2 separate regions of the Mus musculus genome follow, and region 1 is linked to region 2. The links are chromatin loops, found by intact Hi-C in ENCODE. Cell type or tissue: left cerebral cortex. All regions are shown on one strand. Links, peaks and the distances in the headings refer to the core of each region. The heading gives the core; the rest is flanking DNA. Region 1 holds the start of Ift88 (intraflagellar transport 88). Region 2 has its middle 12 kb from the start of Gm32912.

Region 1 (4,395 bases), core at 243-4,242, 330 kb before region 2:
ATTCCTTGATCCCTCAGAGAGGAAATGTATTGGGATTTCTTTGCAGGGGAGGGTTGTTTTGTTTCTGAGACAAGGTCTTGTGTAGCCTTGGCTGGCTTTAAACTCAACATGTAGACAAGGCTGACATTGAACTCTTGCTCCCACATCCCAAGCACTGGGATAACAGGTATGAGTTATTCTGCCCAGGCAGGATGTGAATTCCTTGTTGTGGGTATGACAGCTTCTGTGTGTGTGTGTACAGGTGTAAATGTGTGCATGTGGAAACAGAGGTCATCCTCTTTAGGCACTGCCTGCCTTGTTTTTTGAGGTAAGATCTCCCCCTGGGAAGGAGGACCTGGGGCCAGATTCAGCCAAGCTAGCTAACCAGTGAGCAGCACAAATCCTCCTGCCTCCCCCAGCCACCACATTAGGTTAAGTGGGCGCTAGGGATCACTCAGGACCTTAGGCTTCTGCAGCAAACACTTTGCCAACTGAGCATCTCCACAGCCCCAGAATGTTGATCAATAGGTTCCCAAGGGATGGATGCTGAAGCTGCTGCTCCATCGATCACACTTTCAAATCATATACTCAAAAGCTCCCTCCTTACAAACTCTTCTGATCTCACTTTCGTTTATTCATAAGGTATTGAAACAATCAGCTTTTAGAACTAGACCTTTCTTCTGGCTTTTAACCAGATTTACACACACACACACCTGGGAGACAGACCAATAGTGGAATACACAAAATTTTAAAGATGTAGAAAGCAAGGCTAGGAAATAGTAAATGAATTATCCTTTACTAACAACTATGAATGGCTAAGAAATAATACAACTCAGTATTTCTATATTCTCCAAGGTGGTTCAAAAATAATTTGGGATGCTGTCACTTCAATATTGCCAGTGAAACTATTTTACATGGCAAAGTCCTTTTTATATACTTCTACCTTGATACAGTTCACACTCAAAATGCCTATTGTAGTTTCTCCAAAGTTACCAACCAGAGTTGAAGATAAAAAGGAAAAGTGGAATTTTAGGCTTTTGGGAAAACAGTAGTCAGATATCTTTTGTCTGTGCATCCTTAGATTCAACCAACTAGAAACTGAAAACATTTGGGAGAAATTTTTTATCTGAACTGAACATGCACAGGCTCCCCCCCCCCCCCCCCGCCCCCAGCCTCCCGAGCGTGCTTTTCATTATTCCCTGAACAATTAGGCATAACAATTAATTATAGAGCAATAAACAGTCTAAGATAACAAAAATGGGAAAATGGCTTATATACAATACAAATATACCATCGTATATATGTGAAAGAGCACCTGGGAACTTTGGTATCCAGGGAAACTGGGTGTCCTAGAATCAATTCCCAGAAGATATGTTTTTATCTTTATAAGACTGTGATTTATTCATTCTTTTCTGTACTTTTGCTTTTACTCCCGATTACTAGGTAATCAAAGCTTCACCGGATGCAAGTATTAGAAATGTTCGCTGTAACCTACTGTGAAACTCTAAAAGTTTCACTGCTGCCATGGCATCGCCAAGCCGTGTGACATTAGCCCGGGTAGCCGTGCCGGGTGGAGCGGGAAGTCCACCCCCTGAGAGGAGCACCATCCAAGTGTTGGCTACGGAAGCGCAGTCGCCAGGAGCCGGGCTTGGGCGCCGCCAGCCCGCCTGCCCTCGCGACCCCGCCGCCGCTCACGCACGGGGCAGGGAGAGGGCAGCAGGGAGGGTGGCCGCGAGGGGCCGGGCGCTTCTCCTACCTCGCGCCGAGGAGGAGCGGGCTGACCACGAGTGGGCCGAGGGAAGAAGCGACGCCTGATCCTAGGCAGGCCAGAGCGGGACGCCCAGCCGTTGCCAGGCGCGACTCCAAGGAAGCCGCTCCCACAGGCCTCCGCGCCGCGTGGGCGAGGCCGGAAGCTCGTGACCGGAAGTGCAGGGCTGCTGGGACCTGTGGTCCGCCAACAGCGGAGTGATTCTCGAGGCTGGCCCAATGTTTATGGTGGTCCAGGAGATGCTACAGGTGTAGGAGTAATCACAAGAAGGAAACCAAGGTCGAGTGAACCCCGAGGCAGCCATCCCCAAAGCTGGAGACCAGAGCAAGATGGCCCGGATGAATAGAATGTGTCCCAGAGCCACTACGCGGCTTGGGAACCTTGGAAGACTGTTTTCTGTGGAACATTGCGTAGAATTGTACGCGTCGTCCCATAAATTTGTCATATTAATCCTGTCTGGGTTCTCTCTAAATAAATTTAATCTGAAAATTAAAAAGTAAAGGTAATGTAATGCCAGCTATGATGACGCACATCTGCAATGGGAGTAGAGATGACGCTCAGGAGTACAAGACCAGCAGGGGACACCCTGTCTTAAAGACAAAATAATATTTCTTTCCGGAGCAAATGTTGGGCATGTTGACTTGAAGCCCGTTATAAAAAAACTGAAGTTTACTAACCTTTATTGTTCAGTTGTGTCAGAAAGTCATTGAATATGTAACATCCACCTTAGCCTCCCACGGATGGGGGTGGGGACAGATGTAGGGGACAAACTATTAGATTGGTCAGGTTCGGGCTACTTGGTGTGTTTTGAAGACTAAACCTCTTTATCTCTGATCCAGGTGTGTTGTATCAGCATTCAGAAGGTTACCTTGCAAGTGGGGTATATCGTACAGTAACTGACAGTATCTGGCAACTGTGTGTCAATAAGTAGTTGTTACGTTAATTAGTGAACATCATGGGGATATTTTAAGTTACTGCACTTCAATATAGAAAGAAAAAATACTGGAATCACAAGTTACTGCACTTCAAAAAAGAAAGATAAATACTAGAGTCAATCTTTTTCTTTTTCTTTTTTCTTTTTTCTTTTTTTTTTTTTGTTTGTTTGTTTGCTTGTCTTTTGAGACGGGGTTTCTCTGTGTAGCCCTGGATGTCCTGGAGCTCTCTGTACACCAGCCTAGCCTCAAACTCCTTGGTGCTGGGATTAAAGGTGTGTGCCACCATTGTCCAGCACTGAACTTTTTTTTTTTTTAAATGACTGTACATTCAGGGTACCCAGTCCTTGTCTGAGAAGAAGACATTATGTTTTTGTTAAAATAAAGGTTCATCAGGCAACATATTTTCTTATTTGTTCCCACACTAATTATCAAATAAACTGTCAACATATGTAATTAGTTACATATAAAGTGGGATGGGTAGCAGACAAGCCTGAGTCCCATGAAGTGGGTATGGAGTGAAAGAGTTCCATGTGTGAACATGAAGAACACTAAAGGAAAAACAGGTTTGAGGGAGAACACATCAGGTGTCAGATGCCTAAAGAATGTGCAAGAAGAGATACTGAGTAAGCAATTGTATATAACAATATAAAGCTCAGAGGAGAGGGCTGGGAATGTAACTTAGTGTTAGAACATTTGCTTGCCGTGTTCAAGGCCCTAATTTGGATTCCAGCATCATCATAATCATTAAAGCTCAGAAAAAGATGCCCATCTAGAGATACACACTGGGGATTCAGTAATTCCTAAGAAAAGATAGTTTGTAAGATTGTGAGTGAGTGAGCAAGATGTATTTTTGGAATAGGGGGATGTAGAACGGCAAAAAAGACAAGAGATAGTAATGAGGGTGGGTAAATACCATCAAAATGCATGTGATGGCTATCTGTGATTGTCAACTTGACTATTTCTGGAATGAACTACAATCCAGAGATGGAGGGTACATCTGTGATCCAGATCTTGAAGCTGAAGACACAGGCTTTTGATCTGAATCTTGGCCTGGGATGACACAGTATTTTGGTCTGGATCTTGAGGAATAGTGATCATAAAAAGCTTAGGCCTAGACATGTTGGTACACACCTTTAATCCCAGGAGACAGAGGCAAGGAGATCTCTTAGTTCAAGGCCAGCCTGCTACAGAACAAGTTTCAGTTAAAGAAAAGCTGGGCCCAGGCAAGGTGGAACATGCCTTTAATTCCAGGAGACAGAGAAAAGCAGATCTCTGAGTTCAAGACCAGCCTTGCAGATTAAACACTATAAACATGTGACTCTAATAAGACATTTAGTAACCACTAGAGGAACTGTCACCTATGCTATCCAGAAAATACTATTAAGTCCAGTTAAATGTTTTAAATGATCATAATACCTTTTTTTAAGACTTTGTCTCCAATTTAGGATCTCACTAAATAATAATTCTTTAAAAAGATAAACACTGGGGGCTGGAGAGATGGCTCAGCGGTTAAGAGCACCGACTGCTCTTCTGAAGATCGTGAGTTCAAATCCCAGCAACCACATGATGGCTCACAACCATCTGTAATGAGATCTGATGCCCCTCTTCTGGTGTGTCTGAAGACAGCTACAGTGTACTTACATATAATAAATTAATAAATCTTTTTTAAAAAAGATAAACACTATTTTTTGCTACTGAAACCAATAAAAATAA
Region 2 (4,395 bases), core at 152-4,151:
CTAGACGTGTTGCTGCTGTCTAATTTCAATCTTTTAACAACACCATCTCCTTCAGTCACTTTGAATGGAAAAGACGGCTGATGTTACTTATGTAAATGTTAATGTAGAGACTTGTTTTTATTTCTAATTAAATCACTGAGAGGTGTGTGCAGTCAGGAGTGGGATTCAGCCCATTTCATCTCTTGCCCAGAAATCTCAGTTATCCATCTCTCTCCATGAACCCTTCCAGTCTCTTCCCATACAGTCGTATACACAGCCCCAACAACAATGGTTCAGTTTGGGTAATGCCTTACTTCACGATGGTGTCAGAGTGCATACTCTGAATTCAAGTGTGGACCTTAGGGCACTGCTTGTCTGATCCTCTTTTTCCTGGGTAATAGTAGCAACTGGAGCTCCTAATCGGCCTCAAGATCGTGAGGGGAAACCACAGCACTCTTCAGTGTGCTGTGGAACTGAGCTAAAATGCTCAGTAAAAGGAGTGGGTTAATAGAATTTTCTTTTTGTTTTGTTCTGTTTTGGTTTTTCAATACAGGGTTTCTCTGTAGCCCTGACTGACCTGGAACTCACTCTGTAGACTAGGCTGGCCTTGAACTTAGAGATTTGCCTGCTTCTGCCTCCCAAGTGCTGGGATCAAAGGCTTCCGCCACCACTGCCTGGTGATCAATTGAATTTTTACTTTAGAATATCTTCAACTTGCAATGAGATTTTAGGATATAAGCCTGCATTAGTCAAGGACCACCTGTATGCATACACAAGCATATATAACAAAGATTCACAATGGTTTTTATTCACATTTTCTCACATTCATTTATTTAGCCTGTGTATAAGGAGGGTAGGTTAAGTATTATGATGTATGTAGAGGTCAAAGGACAACTTGGAGAACTCAGTTCTCCACCATGTAAGTACCAGGGATTGAACTCAGATCTTTCGTCTTGGATGCAAGTGCCTTTACCAGTGAGCCATATTCCTGCCCTTTGCTTCCATTTCTAATGTCAGTTTTTCTATGACAGTTCCTACTTAGCGACATGTCTTGGAATTCCTCCTAGATCTGTATATTTAAATATTTGTTCCTTGCATAATAACCATCTCCTTGCTAAGGGACAGTCACACTGTTACCCAGTTTCCACAAAAACTACCCTCCCCTTCCCTAACAAACACATTTCCCCTGTGTAGAGCTTCTAGCCTGTCCATCCCCCTGTCCTTCCAGACCTGGAACCCTGTCTTCTGTTTATTAGCAATTCCTTTAGATTGTAGAGCATCTCAGTTTAATAAGCGTGATTTTTCGTGGTCACTTAAGCCAATAAAAAGTGTTAAAGACTCTCTTTAGCACTATATGGGCTTACTTACCTGCAAGGTTTGAGTTTGGACTTTTAAGGATAAATGAATTTAGTGACATCTAGTTTTCAGGCTTCTGTGATGATATGAAGAGATTATGACATTTTATCAAGCAATTTGAAAAAAAAATCTGTAATCACGCCTGCCATCTCATGAGCCATTTAGAAAGGGCCCATTATTGAGATCCTCCTGTGAGCTCGAAGACGAAGATGGGTGTGGAAGGCGCCATGTTGGTGGAAGACGTGGGAGAAGCGGCTGCTGCACCATGAGCAGCCATGGGTGGCGACAGGAGTACCAAAGCCTACAACAGCTCGGGCGGGGAGGTCGCACGGTTTGGGTTTCGGTTGGATTTTGTGGGCCCTCAAGAACAACATCATAAAAGCTAAATTATGAAAAGACCACTAACTTTCAGGGAAGACCTGAGACCTATGGTTAGTTTGGTCTTTTTGTTTGTTTGTTTCTGTGAACGCTCAATAACTTGCCAAGGGCTCATTTCACTGGTTGTTATCATTTTTAAGTGGCTGAAGGGTTTCTTCTAAGCCCTTACCCTCCCCCCAGTAGAACCAGCAGTCAGGTACAACGCCTCTCTCTGTTGCCACCTGCAGTCCTTCGTGGGTAATTGCAGGGTGTCGCCTCTGCAATTCCCTTGAGCATCAAGACATTCGTCAGCCTGAACACTGCCACAGGGGGGGGGGGGGGCGGTGGGGGGGGGCGGAGAGACAGAGACAGAGAAACAGACAGAGACAGAGAGATTGTAGAAAAGAGCTTGCAGTTCATACTCGATATTTCCTCACAAATGGGGCAGAGACAGTCCTAGCCACCCTGTGTGGCCCTGCAGCTGTACTTTGCCTTACATACTTTCAATCGTTGACTCTTCGCCTGGCTTTGGTTTTAAAAGCCTATCATTCTATCATAACTGCAATGAAGTCGGGTGACTTCTTTCTCAACACTCTTCTGTGCTGGGACATTCCGTCACTAGGGAACATCAAGGTGGGACATCAGAATTCCTTGATTTTCTGCCGTGTTTCTTTGTTTGTGGTAAGGAATGCAACTCAGGGCCTTGTGCATACCATGCAAGTGGTCTGCCCCTGAGATACACCCAGGCTCCTTTATATTCTTAAGGACAGAGGCCTTTCACAAATGTGACATTTATTCCTCAAAACCTCAAAAAAAATGAGTTGAGAAAAATTCTAAATCATAATAGCTCAAGAAAGCATTTTTTCCCACCTACCAAACCTTTTTTCAAAAGGAAAAAGCAAACTCCATTGAATGAATGTGTAAACCCCTTTCAGGACATCACTACTGACACCTACCAAAATGTCCACCAGCAACGTATGCTCTGTTCACAGAATAGAGACTCCTTCACCCTTAAAAAGGAGGGAGAGTCTGACTCATGTCACCTGGCCAAACCTTGAGGACATCATGCTAAGTTAAACAGGCCAGACACAAAGATACAAATATCCTGTAGTTCCAGGAGAGACCAAGACAATATAAAGTCAGAATGGTTGTCAAGAATTGGAGGGAAAGGGGGGGGGGGTTGTTATTGATTAATTGGTATCCTTTGACTTAACTTGGGGGATGAGACAGTTTTGGAGTCGGCTGGTAGAGTTGGTCACACAGCAATAATATAAATTGCACACTTAAAAACGGTTAAGATAGCTGGGTGGTAGTGACGGCACATGCCTTTAATTCCAGTATTTAGGAGGCAAAGACAGGTGTATCTCTGAGTTCAAGATCAGCCTGGTCTATAGAGCGAGTTCTAAGACACCCAGGACTATACAGAGAAACCCTGTCTCAAAGGAAAAGAAAAAAAAAAAAAACACCACAGTTAAGATGACCATTTGTTTAAATATTCTTACTACAATGTTTTAATGAGGAGAAAAAAACAATCTCTTTTGTCCACACAATAGACAGTGGATGGCCCACAGTGGAAGACACAAATCTTTGAGATGTGCCCTGAATGCAGACATCGGAACACTGTTGATGACTCTGGCTTGCTTTATTAGTGCTACACCAAAATAAACTCCAAAGCCTATAGAAACTAACCGCAAGCATTAAACAAGTGAGGCAAGCTGGCACAGGTAACTGAAGCTTAGCCAGCCTCATGAAAAACAACCGTGGTCTAGTCTGCTCAAGTTCTGCAAGGAAGAAATACCAGAAAACCACCCTGCCTCACACTCGAGAGGCAGCCAGAAGTAACCTTTGCTCGTCTCAAAGCTACGGACAGTATTCTTGGAAGCCTAGGCCAAGTAGAATGTTGTAAATATTGTTCTCAAATCATATTGATAAAGATGGGGGTCTAGCCCCAAGGCAGCACTTCACAGCTTTGGGTCTCCAGGTTCCTGGTTGGTTGAACCCATGACAGTTTTTTTCCTGAAGCCTGCATGGATTCCTATTTATGTCGGTGATCTTGTTTAGGAATTTTCATTTCTATCCAATTCAGAAACAGGAGTTTTAATAATCATCACATCTTCTATAGTCACAAGTACATGAGAGATTGTACTAAAACTCACTACCTGAGCATTAGCACATTGGGCCCCAGCTCCTGCAAGGCTTCCTGCAACCCCTCTGCATGGGCTGCAATGTGTGTCTGTATGTGTACACACAAATAAATAAATGTAATAAAAGAAAAATTTAAAAGTCTTCCAAAAACACACTCCCAATACTCCTGGAAGTGGCTGCATTTTTCTTCCCCTCCTCTCCCCTCCCCTCCCCTCCTCTCCCCTCCTCCATTCCCTTCTATCCTCTTCTCTTTCCCATCTTTTCTTTCCTCTGCTTGCCTTTTCTGGGAACAAACCACTGAGCTACACCTCCAGGCCTGGTTGTTTGGCTGTTTGTTTGTTTGTATTTTTTGTTTGTTTGTTTGTTTGTTTTTGGCTTTTTTAAAATTTTGAGACAAAGTCCCAATAGCTGCTTAGTCTGGCCTTGAACTCGTAGTCCAAATAGGTCTTGAAGAGTCAGTGCTCCTGCCTCAGTCTCCCCAGGCCCCACCATCAACTGTTTTTAAGGGTGGCAGGAAATGGATTCGTTATTACTAACATTTGCTTACTTGCTTGCTTT

Evidence for each region. Peaks named below come from ENCODE experiments on the same cell type or tissue, not always from the same donor. Only the 100,000 strongest peaks of a DNase experiment are listed, where the experiment ranks them.
Region 1: a loop joins it to region 2, with 4 times the contacts of the local background. A loop is called at or near these places in 3 of 42 quality-filtered maps.

Annotation. Positions count from the first base shown.
Region 1 is chr14:57,421,528-57,425,922 of GRCm38, reverse strand. Ift88 (intraflagellar transport 88) reads right to left here and starts at 1,852. Exons shown (of 26, transcript NM_009376.2): 1 at 1,736-1,852. In left cerebral cortex, for the core only: a CTCF peak has its summit at 2,301 (motif pointing right); DNase peaks (open chromatin) are centred at 1,886 and 2,459; H3K4me3 peaks cover 1,785 bases; H3K27ac peaks cover 1,259 bases.
Region 2 is chr14:57,090,769-57,095,163 of GRCm38, reverse strand. No RefSeq gene overlaps it. Among named protein-coding and RNA genes, the nearest start is that of Gm32912, 12 kb to the left of the region's middle. In left cerebral cortex, for the core only: a CTCF peak has its summit at 1,930 (motif pointing left); a DNase peak (open chromatin) is centred at 1,936.